Linked DNA regions of Mus musculus: region 2 is linked to region 1. A link is a loop called in an ENCODE intact Hi-C map of the cell type or tissue named here. Cell type or tissue: left cerebral cortex. All regions are shown on one strand.

Region 1 (8,000 bases):
TTGATAAATGCCTGAAGTATCTACTGGCTGAGTGAGTACTGTAGCCTAAGTGTAGCTTTGAAGATTGTTTGTGTTGCTTAGTACAAAAACCAGTTTTGTATACTTGTTCTTTTATTATTGCCCTGTGGAGCTTATTTGTAAATTTCTTAGATTATTTATGCAAACAGAAAATAACTTTCCTTAGTTTATATGGCTTTCCTACCTTTGAATTGGTCAATCTGTGCTTTGAGCTTTGAAGAAGGAAGAAAGTCAATGAATGAAAGCCATTTTGAATTGGAGTTCATATTTAAAGTACTAACAAACATGACTTTATCTTCCAAACACAGTGATCCAGCTACTGGCCTTGACACTCCTCCTGGACCTTGTGTGTCTAAGCCTGGGTCTGCACATGAACCCATGTTCCTAGAATCTCCGTGGTATAGCCTACCTGTTATTATCTACTTCTTGGCCCTAACAGTAGGGCTTATTTGTTTATGTAGTTAGTTACTAATGTTTTTATGGTGCTTATTCCTGGCGGCTACAAATCTGTGAAAATGCTACCTGCTACTTGTTGGAAGTCACCCAGGCATGATTCCAAGTTTGATTGTGACAAGAAATGTGATGGTGGCATTTTCGTTCTTAAGATTTTGTGAATAAAGCTGGAGAAATGGCTCAGCAGTTAAGAGCACTGGGTGCTCTTCCAGAGGACTGTGGTTCAGTTCCCAGCCCCCACATGGCTTCCTACAACCATCTGTAACTTCAGTTCCAGGGATCCAGTGCCCTTTCCTGGCCTCTTCCAGCAATGCGTACACATAGTGTACAAACATACACTCAGGCAAAACACTCATAAATATAAAAATGTGAAAGAACCTTGAAAAAGATGTGAATAGCAAGTACCCTGCACTTTTAGCATTTCTTAAAATTGGTTGTTTTACTCTGCTTTTTATGTTTTTATTCATTTATTTATTTATTTTTGTAAATAATCTTCCCTTGCTGTGGTGCGTGGTACATTCCCACGAAAGCGTGTATATGCTGTATTCTCTGTTCGTTGCATGTCGAGATCTTTGTGGTTTGCATAGCATCTGATTTCCCCCAGTATTCTTGCATTTTAAAGTCAGAAAACATGTTTATAGTAACTTGATCTTTCAAGCTCTGATTTAAATTCTGTTATTTTCGAAAAAGGAATGCTCTGAGACACAGATTTCTTTTCTCAGGCAGCTAAGGCCACGTGTCTGTCACAAAGCCACTTGATTGATGCCTTAGCGTGCTCTTGGCATGTCAGGTGTAAGCTAAAGGGACTTGGCTTTGGGTGTTTGGTGCGGTTTATAAGATGTGGTGTTCTGAGTGTTTGCAGGCCACTGTTTCTCTGTTGTCTGGTATTCTGACCAGAACTATTGGTTAACTCAAACATCTGGTCAGGCATATCTTTGGCTCTTTTTACTTAAGGGCATGTGCCATGAAATGGGGTGGTTGGGAGGAGGCGCTCACTATAGAAACAGAAGCCACCTCCATGGGACAGTTCTCCCACATGCCAGTCCATTGCTCCCCTGCTAGGACAAGTAGGTCCTCCTGCTTAATGTGGGGCTGAAAGTATACAGCAGGCGCTGCGGCTTGTCTCTGATGGGCTTGGGTTAGGGTTTCCTGATGCCTGTGTACTAATAGGAATTGTGTAACTGCAGGGTTGTGTGTTCTCACCTCTCACCTACCCCATCCCCAGCACTGGAGCCGAAACCTCTGCTGTGCTCTGTACGAGGTTACCGTCTCCACTGTGACTCGGTGGTCGTTCTCGCCCGCTGTCACGTCATCAGCCTGCCCCTGCACTCGTGCCTGTACACACTACACAGACACACAAGCTCACCAGCGTGGGCTTGGCCAGATTACCTGTAGAGAAGTGCCCATAGTCCATGACTCCTGACCACATCTTCCGACTGTAGCCATTATTCCAGGAACTTTTGGAGTCATTAGCAAAAGCACAAATCCTGTTTGGTTGGTTTGGGATTTTGTTTTTTTGTTTTTTTTTTTTATTTTTATCTTAAACAGATTTGGGTGTTAGTTTTTAAAAATTGCTGGTTTGTGCTTATTTAAAATGATGCCTCGCCATTTCTGTGGTGTCTGTTGTCCTTAAGAGGAAGCTAGCCTCCTTAAAGTTCCGTATTGGATGTGATGAGAGTGTAATAGCAGCAGTGCTTGAACGCCGCTGTGTGCATCATGCCAGTAAGCTAGACTACTTACAGCTTGGAGCCTTGCAAACACCCTCAGCAGCAGGTTGTCTTCACTAAGGAGTCCAGTCCTCGGCGAGCTTGCTGCCGAGCTTCTGGAGTGCCGGTTACCCACACAGGGGACTCAGTCGCGTCCCTCCTGGATGTACTGACTGCTGGGTCATTTCTGTGTGACAGGAGTACATCAGGCGGCAGCTAGAGGAGGAGCAGCGGCACCTGGAGATCCTGCAGCAGCAGCTGCTCCAGGAGCAGGCCATGTTACTGGTAACGCCCCGCCTCTGTCCCGTTCCATACCACAGGGCCGTTGTCCCTTCCCTAAGTTGGCCAGATGTAGTGACCGTCAAACTTTTTTGGTCTCACTGTGGCAGCCAGGTTCCAGTGAAGCTGTCCTCTGGTCATGCTATCAAGCACAGTGAAAACTGCCCTTAGTTTATTTCCCAATAGTAAGCTAGCTCCTTGTTTGGTAAATGCCTGTCAACTCTTAAACAGAACCTGGCATTCAGTGAATGTGAAAATGCCAGAGGTATCAGGTTCACAGTGCATGCTGTGGGAATTTTTGCTGAGTATGTGTGTATATATACCACTGTATCTGATGTTTAATTGAATTCCTTTACTCCGCAATGATGTTACAGTTAGCAAATGCTGTCACATTTTACACAGGTAACATGCTATTTAAAATCCCAGCCATTTTGCCTTGCTCTTAAACAATGGGGGAAGTGCTATTTAAAAAAAAAAAAAAAACCAAAGCCAAGAAGGGATCCAGAGAGGAGGTGAGCTCGCCACGGTCCCCAGATTCAGTGTCACCCTCTCCCTCTCCAAGGAGTGCCGATGGCGGGAGATGGAGGAGCACCGGCAGGCAGAGAGGCTCCAGAGGCAGTTGCAACAAGAACAAGCATATCTCCTGTCTCTACAGCACGACCACAGGAGGCCGCACGCACAGCAGCAGCCGCCGCCCCCGCAGCAGCAGGACAGGAGCAAACCGAGCTTTCATGCTCCAGAGCCCAAGCCTCACTATGACCCTGCTGACAGAGCTCGGGAGGTACCTGCTTTCCCTATTGCTTACAGACTGGTCCCGAGAGAGCTAGGCGTCCCCTGATGACTGTCGAGAGCTGTACTGCAGGATCTCACCTCTGTTTTCTGCATGGATTTCTTGGTTAACAAATGCTAGAGAGATCAGAAGAAAACTACACACACACACACAAGTACCTGGCAGTGTTAGTCTTTACCATGCGAATGAGAGAAATGTCAGTCTTGTTTAAGACTAGCATGAGGAGGCAGTGGACTTTTAGCCTTACTGGATCAGTGGTGTTTGGATGACCAGAGCCTCCCATAAGGATGCAGCAAGTGGTCCTCTCTGGGCTAGACAGAAGGACGTGGGTGCGTCCAGGAGCACTGTGCGGTTCTGGCCTGCAGATGGCTCCCTTCTACATCTTCCCTCACAGGGAGCAGAGTCCAGGACAGATTCTGTTCTTTAGAGAGTAATGAAGCTCTAGGTGCTGAGGATAGTCTAGAAGCTGCTTTGCTTAATTTTCATTTTCATAGTTTTTAAAAGTCCTCTATCAAATCTTAGCCCTGCTCAGCACCGCCACTGTGCACTTAGCTGCCTCTCTTCTCAGAGCTGAATAGAACACATTTTCTCTCAGTTGTCTTGCTCTTACATGTTCCTCATCTCTCCTTTCCTACTAACATGGAGCCGTGTCTTCTAATTCTCTGACGCAGGTGGAAGATAGATTTAGAAAGACTAACCACAGCTCCCCTGAGGCCCAGGCTAAGCAAACGGGCAGAGGACTGGAGCCACCCGTGCCTTCCCGGTCAGAGTCTTTTTCCAATGGCAACTCCGAGTCTGTGCACCCTGCCCTGCAGAGACCAGCGGAGCCACAGGTAGCAGCAGTAGCTCCCTGTGCCACGTGTAGCCCGTTGTCTCAACAGCTGGTGTGAACAGGAGGCGTGCATTCAGCGTAGGGAGAGGAGGCTTGTCGTTTGTTTGTTTTGTTGTCTAAGATTTTTATTGAACTCATTATGGCTATCTCCAGTCAATACTTTTATTTCCCCCTCCTTAACTCAGATGTGAAGTCCCTCCTTCCTCTTAAATACTTTTTTAAATTATATTTTTAGAACGTTGGTTTTATTGTATAAGCAGGTTAGAAGAGAACTTTTAACCTGAACATTTTGAAGTAAGTACTTTGTGTCTGTGGTCCCAGCTCCCTGAAGGACCTTTGGACGCTAAAGGTGGCCTTGCATTTCTGTGCAGGCTCCTATTTATTTGGCTGAATGTGTAAATTTCCTGGGAAAAGGTTTTTGGTTTTGTTTGTTTGTTTGTTTGTTGTTTTAAAATACAAAACCAGATTCTCAAACCTGTCAAGATTGAACACAGGTTATGCCTAGTGGGTTGAATATTGATTTCCTGTAAGAGATTAGGACAGAGTTTATGACTTTTCCTTCAGTCTGTCCCAGAGTCTGTCTTGTCTGAGTGCTCAGAAGAGAAGCAGCAGCCTTGTCTAGAAAGGACAGTAGGTGGCAGACACACCCATCCCCTGAGGGTGTGTAGGCACTCCTCCATGCTGCTCTGCCTCACACACTTCTCTGAGCTTTCTGTACTCGGTCGGCCCTGGTGTTTGCATGTCACCTAGGACAAGAGTTGGTGGTTTTGAGAAGAAATGGCCCTTCTGTGACAGATGCAGTCACATGAGAATTTGAATGTGTTCTGCAGTAACCAACCCTCCTGGGGGATGGTTGAGCTGAGCAAATCTGAGGTACAGGGGGTGGGGTTTATGCAGATATAGCAGCTGAGAGCTTCAGAGAGCTACACCAGAGAATGCCAGCAGAGGCAGTGGGAAGGGCCAGGTGCCACTTGCTGCTCCACTTAGTGCCTGTTTCCTGGTGAGAAGCATGGTTGTCCTGAGAGCTAAACCCAACACAAGGGCAAACTTGCCTCTGAGCAGCAGGCTCGAGAAGCTTCTGTTTGAGGAGATGAGACAGACAGCCTCTCTTCCTCCGCTGCAGAGTTCTTGCCCCAAGCTTTCACCTGCAGGAGGGAAACTCGTGTGGCTCCTAGCGTTGAGTCCCACTTAGCGTTATTTGGTAACACATCCGTTTGGTTGCTCTCCCAGTGAACACTTAGATGTTTTAGTAGTATGGGAATTGTACCAAAGCTAGGATTCTTTGGATCTGCCTGTGAGCCACAGAGACTATGCACTGGGTCTTAACTGCCGGTTTCACCTGCAGAAGCCAGGCAAGTCAGCACAAGACACATTGATTAGTGCGTGCTGAGTTACAGCTCCCATAACCGCCTTAGTGGTTGGTTATTCTCCAGCAGTGAGGTACAGGTACCTCTTACTAAAATAGTTTATAGAGTTCTGAGAGGATGTTTTTTTAAAGTGACTGCAGAAATTCACTTGGCCAATTGTCATGTCCTTGAGTTCTCATTTCAAAGGCATATTCCTACTGTCAGCCCAGAGTATCTTGATGCTGGTCAGCCTGGGCTTTCTTGGTACTGGATATTTTGGTAAAGAAATTTTAATCCCACTTTTTTCATAACTAGGAGTGTAAACTCAGCTAGGTCTAAAACATTTTAAGATTGGGAGAAAAAAATATTGGTATTCTTGAAAAGTTGGCTGTTCTTAAGTTTCTCTGCTACAGTCCCATAATAGGAAGAGTGTGTGTGCACGCACAAATAAGTCCCGTCAGTAAGATTCTCAGACCCAGGGTTCTGAGGTGGTGGGGAGGTTTGCTGATGAGCAGTGTCTCTGTCATGTGGTCCCCAGCTCTCTGTGCTGACATGGACATGCATGTATCACTCTCCCCTCGGGGGTCTGTGCATGCCCCTGTTCACTGCTGTCTGCAGTTTGTGTCTGGGCACTTTCCCTTATGCGTGTGCCTTTGCTCTTCCTCTTGCCTGTCACCAGCATGGAGCCTATTGGCTGCTCCATGCTTGACACTATGCCTCCCCGACTCACACCCACCTCCTGTTTGGGATTTAGTGTTGACCAGAAAAGCTAGTTGTATGCAGAACGCATTGAATGTTTTGTGTTTTGTTTTCTTGTAAGGTACAGTGGTCCCACCTGGCATCTCTCAAGAACAATGTCTCCCCTGTCTCGAGATCCCATTCCTTCAGTGACCCTTCTCCCAAATTCGCACACCACCATCTCCGCTCTCAGGACCCATGTCCACCTTCCCGCAGTGAGGGGCTCAGTCAGAGCTCTGACTCTAAGTCGGAGGTGCCCGAGCCCACCCAAAAGGCTTGGTCTAGATCAGACAGTGACGAGGTGCCTCCAAGGGTAAGGACAGACAGACAGACGCGCTGTTTTCTCTTTATTTAAACTTACTGTTTGCTGTGATGATGGGAACAGTGACTTACTTCATCAGGGCTAAAGGGCCAGAAGTTTCAAATGACTTCTCAGGGAGGGAAGCCATTCCCCACCTCAGCAGTTACAATTAGCCAATGGTTAGTTAGCTTTTTATCATTGACTGGTTTTAAACGTAGTTTAATAAAAAGTATTTATGGAAAAAATTTTAAGCAACATGCTTCTAAATAAGTAGAATTATAAATGTGTACAGAAGCTCTCCATTATTGTGCATGACATCAAGAATTTAAGAAAAAATCTTATGAGGAAAAATTAACAAGACCATGATTTTTTACTTTAAAGTTGAGCGTATTGTACTTAATAGTACATGAGGATTAAAAGGCACATCTCAGTTTATTTTTTCCTCCACTTGGAATTTGCTTCCTCTGAATATTTTCTCGCTTCTTTGCCAGTCTTTGCTTCCTGCTGATCTATTTGTAGACCGTTGTTGGATTTCTTTGAGCTTACTTTTGTGATTCTCACATACTATCTCAGGGAAGCGCTGCTGTATGCTCTCTGCCACCCGCTTCAGTCCAAACATGACTTCAGCATGACAGGACTGTAGAGATGGGCCAGGCTGTCTGGATCGTGCAGGAGCAGGGGAGGCTTGGGAAAGGGAAGAGCTAGCTTCGTGGCAGGCATTCCGGACTGAGGAAGGCTGTGTTATAAAGTGTACTGTGAGGAGGGGGGGCTGGGGGGGAGCTGTGGTGTTCTTCTGTTGTCTGTCTTAACTGCTGTGTTTCCTACCTAAAGGTTCCCGTGAGAACGACCTCTCGTTCCCCTGTCCTCTCCCGTCGGGATTCCCCACTGCAGGGCGGTGGACAGCAGAATAGCCAAGCAGGACAGAGAAATTCCACCAGGTAAAAAAAGAGAACTGACAGGAGGAGATGTGCTGTGGCTCCCAGTCTCTCAGAAAGTCATCTGTTGTCTGTTTGCAGAAATGTGCATCTCTAGCACTGAGGTTCTAGACCGATGTGACATATTTTACACACTCACACACACACACACACACTCACACTCACACACACACGCAGCAGCAGCAGCGTTATTGATCAGTAGTGAGAAGCAGATTTGAATCTTGATGTGTATTGTAATTTTGAAATGTAAACTATATTTCTCTGTAAAGGTAGAGAAGGGAGAATTGAGAACAGGTTCTAAGAAACATAATTTGAGAGAGGTTTTTAGTCTAGAAGAAATTGTGAGGGTTTAGACTGAGTTAAAAGAAATCACAGCCAAGTTAGTATTCCCTCACAACCTGCCATAGACTACCATGCTAGCCAAGTGATGTCATTGCTGAGGTTTAGGGTGGCTCTGTCTGATGCAGTAGCTCTTGGCCAATGAGGCTGAGTATGAATTTAACTTAATTAAAATGAATTAAGCTTCACCTTTTTGGTGGCTGGAGTCACGTGTTGTTAGTGGCTCTGACGTTTGCTCAGGTGTGGAGTGTGCTGTGTGTGCA
Region 2 (8,000 bases), 380 kb after region 1:
AAGATCAACTGGAATTAAAAAAATCTATATTTATGTCTATATCTATGTCTCTCTATAGACATAAAGACATGTCTATATAGACATCTATAGGTGTATAAATATCAGAAATATCTATGTATATCAGATATATGTCTGTCTATATATTATCATATATATCAGATATCTGTATCTTTAAGTATAATGTATATCTGTACCTATATAGATATAGATCAATCTATGTATCAATCAGTTATCTATCTGTCTATCTATCTATCTATCTATCTATCTATCTATCTATCTATCTATCTATACATCTATACATGTAAGCCAAGTGTGATAGTGTAGCCTGTGATCCCTCTGCTCGAGAGGCTGAGGTGGGGGGTTGGGATGGGAGCTAAGGGTGGTTAGGTAATGAAACCCTATCTTGAGAAAGCAAACAACAGACAAACAAAAGATACTTACATAAAACCTCTTGATTAGCCAATGATGCCACCGGGAGACCAGAGTGGGACCTATATGTGAGGGCTCAACCTGAGCTTCTTCTACTCACGTGTGGAACCCTGCAGTGATCCCATGTCACAGCTGACCTTTCCCCAGATCTTGGCCCTGTTTCCCGTTTACAAACTTTCTCCCATTGCGTGCTCTTCTGGCGAGTGGATGCAGGATGTGTTTAAAGATGAAGAAAGTGGAGAGTTCCTTTCTGTTCTTGGCATAACAAATACACAGAGTTGGCTTTGTGTCCTGGCACGGAATACTGCTGGGTGTTGGGACTCAATGGCCAGGGCCTTCTCAACTCAAGTGTAGTTAGTTTTTCTGGGCCATTGAAGGTTGGGACACAGTGTGCACACTCTGAGCCTCACATACCCAGAATGCATCTGGAGACCCTGCTGGTTGCCTTAATGAGAGAACTCCACAGCTCCCTGGTTATCCATGGCAAATTCCTGATTTGGGAAGGGCTCCAGAGTCCTGGGTTTCTCCCCTTCACTGGACACTCAGCTGCTACTTACTGCTGTTGCCTAACCACTCCTGAAAGGGCGGACCATGAGAAACGGAGCCCACCAGTGCCCCGTCGCAGGTTTTAGACTTGGAAGCAGAATTCCCTGCTCTCACCCTGAGATGTGTACAGCTCTGCCTTCAAGCAGCTCAGGAAAGGAGGCTGCATCTCTAGGTCATTCTCTAGGTCAGACTTTAGCAGGGCTTGAAATAGAGTATACACAAGTGAACACGGCACTGGGTTGAATACATCTCGTGTTACTGTCTCGCTTTCCTCTTGTATGCTGTTTCCAGCTGCAGGGTGAAGCTGTGTTTGGGGCTTCAACACACAGTTTGTCTTGCTCCCTGCCACCACCCCCATAGCCCAAATCCTCTGGCTGGACAGGGAAGTGGGAACATCATATGGGCTTTGATCCTTGGAGTATGCTGGAGACCTGGGACTGGGTGGTGTTCCCCCCCCCATATTTCCTTAGTGAAAAATTAAACTATAATTGTGAAAATGACATGTATCCCCTCAATAAGAATCTGTCCTCACATTTGAAAACAAAACAAATGTTCATGATTGGCCCCCATGTGAAAAATCACAATTTTTGTCTATTTAGCCAGAACTGATTTCTAATCCAACCAGTTTGGATAGTGAGGTCATTTTCACCTGGTCTTTACTATAGTGTCAGGGGTGCCATCTCAACAGCTTGGTAAGACCTGTAGACCTGCAGAAATCTAAGGCAGACTAGCAGGAGGCAGCCAGGAAGCCAGCTCAGGAACCCCTCACCAGAATTCTTGCAAATGAGCACTGTGCATGGAATAGTTTCAAGGGGCCACAGAGAAGAACCAAACTTATGCAGTTTACAGGAAAATGGAGGCAACCGGAGGTCATGGTGCTCAGGGACAGAATGACAAATGTCATGGACTTTCTCTCATATGGGACCCAGATTTTGCAAAGGGATGTGATGCAGAAAGGCAGAAAGGGGACTCTGTGGGAAGATGAAGGCAGGGAAAAAATGGTCCACACTTCATAATAAGAGTCCCGGGGGGCCCTCACTTCATAATAGACATCTTGGATGCACAGAGTTGTGACACTGAAGCAATACAGCCTCCAACCTTGGAAACTGGAGCATCAGTCCAGAGAAAGGATAAAAAAGACAGCCTGCAGACTGGGTGCAGGACAGTGGTATTTATATTCCCCAGTTCTTCAGGGCGATACAAACTTTCATAATGTCTAGTATTGTTCCCTTTCCCATCCTATTGGCTCAGGACAACAAGTCTCATCAGTTAATATCCTGGCACTTGACTTTCTCTCCTTGTCTGGTTTGAGGAGCCTGTAGCATGCAGCAGACTGCCCGTGACCTAGGCTGAACCCCACAGCGCCCAGCCAAGCAGGCACCAGCTGTCAGGAAGGGAGGGAACATAGGGTCCTAGTGTCCCCCGGCTCATCTGTGGTTCTCTGAGGGACCTCACTGTGAAGATGCACCGGTACAATTTATTTCTTACACAGGGAATCAGCGCAGGGACTGATGTGGTTAACGTTCATAAGATACACATGTCTGAAGGTGTCATGGAGAATTGTGTTATCTTGTATGATTAATACACACTAATAAAAAAATCAGAAAATAGACTGGTATGCAGAGCATGTTTTTCTACCCTGTGAGAGAATTGTTCTTCACACTGACAGGCATGGCTGTGTGTTGCTGTCTGTGAACATGGGGAGCTCTCCGCACTGAAACTCTTACCTTCCGGTGTGGTCCAGGCCCCTTATCTCTCTCCTTTCTTTTTATTTCTCTCATTAAGATTTAACCCCTTCTATCACAGGTGCGGTGGAGCAAGTCCTGCACACTCAGCATGCTCATCACCATGCACTGAGAAATCCTTCACAGGTAAATAGCTAAAAATGGAGTCCCAGAGAAAACTACGCAAATGGTTAAATGCCAGTCTCCTTAAAGGTGCCGAGCGTGCATCCATGGTGAGGAATTTTAGTCAAGTTTCCAAGGTAATTTTCAAAACCAGTTATGTTTTTCCAGAGATATTAATGGCATGTTTTATATGAACATCTGGAATTATGGATCAAAATAACCTCTCTTTTTATGGAATCCAAGAGATGCTAACATAGACTTTTGGGACTAGAGACAGATCTTAGAATCCCAGCATTGGCCTAGCATGTTCAGGTCCTCAGGCTAGATCCCAAGCTGTGAAATTACAAATTCTCTTGGCTAGTATTATCTTTCCCTGTAAAATATGGAATAAATATATCAATATTTTGCTAGAATTAAGCTCTGAATTGGACGAAATCTATAAATGGGAAAGAATCGGTATCTTTAAATTTTAGGATTTCCATTTAATAATGAATGTTGTCTTTCTCACTTATGCCATTCTAGTTTTATTGAGAAATAATTAACGTATTTGCTGTGCATATTTTATGTGCATTTGATAGATGTCAGCTGATATTCAAAAACTGATACATGGCATTTTGAATTATATTTATTTTTAATGGTGCATAGGAAAACAACAGACTTTTGAATCTTTGTACTCGCTGTACTTATAAGCTCCAGTGGGCTTTTAAAATGATTTCTAGAAAATGCAATCTTATAGTAAAGTCCCTGAGAGGCTGACTCTTAAACATTCTTTCTGCCTGGTCTTCACAGTATGTAAAAAGAAGCAAAAAAGACATGAGTTTGAGAGAGAATAAAGAGATGACATATAAGGAATGGGTCAGAGGGATCAAGGTAAAGGGAAAAGATGTAATTATAACTGAATATAAAATTATTAAATTAGGAAAATGAATAAAAAGATAAAAAAGATTTAACCCCTTCATCAGCATTATAATTAATATCATTCTGAAGAAAATAAAAATGAAGCCGCTTAGGAATTGGGGTGATTCTTCAAAAGTTGTACGGCTACTTCTGGCCATGGGCAGTACTTGCATTCTCTCTTAACTAATCCCACAAGCAAGATGGTGTGCAGAGGCTAGACTCCGAGTTTGAGCCAACACACCAGCATCAACCACCCATGAGGACCATGGAAAAGAGCAGTTTGTAAGCTGGTACAAAATGCATGGGGGAAATACACATTTTATTTTGAACTCAGTATATCCATACAAATGCAAGACCTAAAAACATAGGATCTGAGACCTCTGTTTATTTTGTTTTAGAAACTTTGCTTTAATGAACCACATCTACTTTTGTTATTTGTTAACCTTTTAGTTACCTGATAACTTCGTTTACAGTGACCATAATTTCCTGCCCCTGTAAAAGGATGACATCAAGAAGAAAAGAAAGCAGTTTGTGGGCAAAGAGCCCTGAGAAAGAAAAAGCCAGGAGACTAGGGAGAAAATCATGCCTTAATTTGCCAAAGTAGAGCAAAGACTCCATTTGGCATTTCCCCGTGGCGCTGTGGCACCCTCTAGTGGCGATATTAAGAATGACGCTTCTCCTAGGGCAACGGAGTCCTTCGCAGGGCACCACTTTTAGAAGGTTCTCGAACTTCAGGCTAAGAATGTGCTTCTTCCCCTTAGTCTGGATTGTGCAGGTGGGTCACTGCTTCTAAGATGAGCTGGATTCCTCCTCAGGCAAACCACACTGCCTATGTTAAAGCATACCACAGTCACGATTCCTTGTAAGAAAATGTGCTAGTGAGGCCTCCATGAAGTCCCGCATGTTGCTGTCACAGATGAGGTAGTCTTTGTGTAAGACACTTGGGACCATATCTATTCAAGCCTTCTGATCTTTGGGGGGTGGGCCTTGAACTACTTAAATATGCATAATGAGATACCTTGGGGCTGGGTCCCACCAAGTCTGATAACGATTTTTATTTACATTTGATATGCTTCATACACGCAACCTCCAGGTAATTTAGTGTCCGTGTTCAGTTCTTTCTGATTTCACATTGCACGAGGGCAGGCTGGCTTTTCTGTCAGAGGTAATGTTGTGTCTGTGGAAAAATGCTGTCTATTTGAGAGCACGTTGTACACTTTTTAAAAAAGACTAGTGACTCAGCCTGTAACTGTAATAATTATTAGCCCGACTACACTAATATTATTTTTACAGCAATTGGCACCAGCAATTATGGTATCTGATGTTTACTGGTAGGTACAATGGATCAGGCAGGAGCTCCAAAAACAACAGCGGTCACCGATTGGCTGATTCAAATGTGGCCTCCCTCTGTCAGGGCCAGCAGCACCTCTGTGGTTTTGGTAGAGGGGCCCAGTGGTGGTCTGACTCCCTAACCCATGAACGATGAGCATGGGAAAGATCTGCACTATGGGCCACATTGTGTTTTCCGGCGAGCTGTTGGCTTCAGCTAAAGTGTTCCTTTGCAGGGATGCTAAACCTTTTTGAGTGAGTCTCCCCCTTGGTGTTAAGAACAATGTCACCTGGTGAAATAGGGTTGAGAGGGAGCACAGGGAGTATGTTGGGGTCCCTGGACACCTGTGGCACAGGTTGTTGTTGGTTTACCCAGGGCTGGGGCTCCTGCGTTGCCAAGGATAAAAATTAGGTAGTGGAGCACAAGTGTCACGACCTCTGCCCCCGAAGTTCTTGTGGGCATCAGCCATGTTGTAAATTTGCATCTCAGTTTGGGGTTATGTACAAGTTTAATGTCAGTGCCAAATCCGACGCTTTAAAACCCCAGCAAAAGTGCAGCTGGTGGATTCCAAACACAACCTTTCCACATTGCACAGGGTTGTTTCTTCTGTCCTGCAGGGGGCACCCTCGTGCTTTTCCTTCTGAGTAGAATCTGTTTAGAACTAGAAGGTTAGCTTATATAATACTGGAAGGGGCTATGCACATTGCTGGAGGCAGTGGAAGAATCATTAGTCTTACTGAACTGTGAAAATCATGACCTACAGGATGCAGAGTGGAGCCTCACCGCACATGGTGTCAGCCCTGTCTCTCAGATACTCTTAGCTGCGGCTCTGGTTCACTGCCAAGGATATCACGTGGATTTTGGTAACACCTTCATGCCCTTTGACAAATTGGAATCTGCCCAGAGCTCTGACTGAGGTGGTCCTGTGAGAAATGTATCTATGCTTAGTTTGACATGCTGTGGGTAAGCCTCCCATGGTTACAGAGGAAACACCTCCGATCCTAACTGTGTTCTCCAGAGAGAAACATTTTTAGGGTACAGGTAGAGCGAGCCAGTAGTCAAGAGTTCTTTTGAACAGTCAAGAAAGTGGAGATTCACCTTCCAGAATGGAGAGTGCGCCAAACCGCGGTTGTGCCAAGCAGCTACCTCTAGGATCTGGACTCATAATTTTTATTCAACTGTCTCTCTTCCCTTTCCCACCTCTGAGGTGGTCTCGGGGTGGTATCCCCCTTGGAACAGAAAGAGGTTTTCTTAGGTTCAATCTTTTTTCACCATTCAGTCTGTTACAAGTAGGTTCACTGGATAAAATTCGATGCGTAAAGATGTAACAGCAAGGAGAGCTGAGATGTTTGCTAGGGCAACGGGCTTTCTAGGAGGCAGCCTGAACCAACTTTGCTGTTTTCTCAGAATCCCGTGCTTTCTCTTCACTAGTTAGCTTGGCTGGCTCATACCCAGCTGTGAGCCCTCTTATTTACCTTCCCCAGTGTCTCTGGCCTTGCTCCTTAACCCTGACGTTCTTTCTCTTTAACTGCATCAGCGCAGCATTCTGCGGTCCCCGAGGTTCTGCGTACCGGAAGTTCCTGACCCAGCTTCCTGCAGTGGTCTCAGATACACCAGTCTGCTCAAGATCCTTTTCCATCCTCTTTCAGAAACTAGAAGATTTTACGCCCAGGTATGAGCAGCAGCCTATGTGCATCTCCAGGCCTCCAGGAAGCACCCTGCCCCTCTCAGGGATGAGCAATCGCCTATGCCCGTGTCTGCCACCAGACAGCAACCCTTTTTTTTTGTAGCTCATTGTTGTCTATTTTGGAGGCACAGTGTCTGAAACTGGCCAGATGAGCTGAATCAAGGCAGGGTTACCCAGTTCCTCGTTCTTCCTGACACTCAGTTCTAGGAAAATTTCTCTTAGCATCCTTCTTCCTCATTTGCCTGGTTGGGTGAGGAAGAGATGTTCTTTCTCGAATTAAACAGCGGTGAAGGAAAACCCTCGGTCTCCTCAGATGAGTTATGATTGGCCGTTGGCCTATGAAGCTGGTGGCCATCATTGGGTGGGCTCTGTTCTTATGGAAGGCCATCGACCTACCTCAGCTAGAGCTTCCATTTCAGCCCTGTTGAAAATCTGGGACAAGAGGCAGCACAACGTTGATGTTATCTTTGGGCCCCCACCCTTCACATGGGAATGGTCAGAAGATTTGAGGTAGCCATGGTATAGGAGTTAGGTGCCTGTGTCCACTGCCCCTCCCAGCTCGGTCTCCGGAGATAGGGCTGGGAGGCTCCCCCGACCCCCACCCCGTAGTTAATTTCATTCTGACTTAATACACGCAGGAATAGATTTTGGTACAATATTCATCTTTCTATGTAGCCATTGTATATGGTTTTCCACTCGAACAAGATATTTGTAAAAAAAAAAAAAGTCGCATTAAGTTAGGTTGCTATAAGTGCAGTTGATTTAAGATATGAAATAACACAGAAGCGACTTTTTAAAATATTTATTTATGGGTCTGTAAGTGTGTCTGCTTGTCTCTAGATACACCACCCATGTGCAAGTGCCTGCAGAGGCCAGGGAGAGAGAGCCAGATACTCTGAAAGGGTTGTCGATGGCCATGAGCCATCCAGTGTGAACGGAGGCACAGGAGGTATGATGCAGATGCTTCATGTAGCACAGAACATCTGCAGCCTCACTAGGAAATGCAGCCTAGACTCAGACTCTTCATGGTTCTACACCAGAGGCACAGATCACTGGGTTTGGGATTACAGGAGACAAGGAAATGACAGAGGACAACAGTCCAGAGGTTTGCATATGTGGGGTACATCCCTGGGAGAGTGGCTACCTCTAGTATACCTGGGTTTCGTTCAATCAAGGGGCCATAATCAGAAAGCCCCCATTATATAAGCCCAGTGAAGGCAGGTCCTATGCTAGTGACCATAAAAGGTCGCAGTGGACCTCCTTG

The links. Hi-C counts contacts between places; a loop is a spot of excess contacts. Peaks named below come from ENCODE experiments on the same cell type or tissue, not always from the same donor. Only the 100,000 strongest peaks of a DNase experiment are listed, where the experiment ranks them.
Region 2: a loop joins it to region 1, with 7 times the contacts of the local background. A loop is called at or near these places in 22 of 42 quality-filtered maps.

The regions. Positions count from the first base shown.
Region 1 is chr1:39,997,513-40,005,512 of GRCm38, forward strand. It overlaps Map4k4 (mitogen-activated protein kinase kinase kinase kinase 4), which reads left to right. Exons shown (of 32, transcript NM_001252200.1): 14 at 2,376-2,462; 15 at 3,112-3,237; 16 at 3,918-4,079; 17 at 6,245-6,475; 18 at 7,295-7,401. Among named protein-coding and RNA genes, the nearest start is that of Il1r2, 83 kb to the right of the region's middle. In left cerebral cortex, CTCF peaks have their summits at 3,613 (motif pointing right) and 4,715 (motif pointing right); DNase peaks (open chromatin) are centred at 3,138, 3,605, 4,778 and 4,931; H3K27ac peaks cover 545 bases.
Region 2 is chr1:40,374,587-40,382,586 of GRCm38, forward strand. No RefSeq gene overlaps it. Among named protein-coding and RNA genes, the nearest start is that of Il1rl2, 54 kb to the left of the region's middle. In left cerebral cortex, CTCF peaks have their summits at 4,370 (motif pointing left) and 5,667 (motif pointing right); DNase peaks (open chromatin) are centred at 796, 4,347 and 5,690.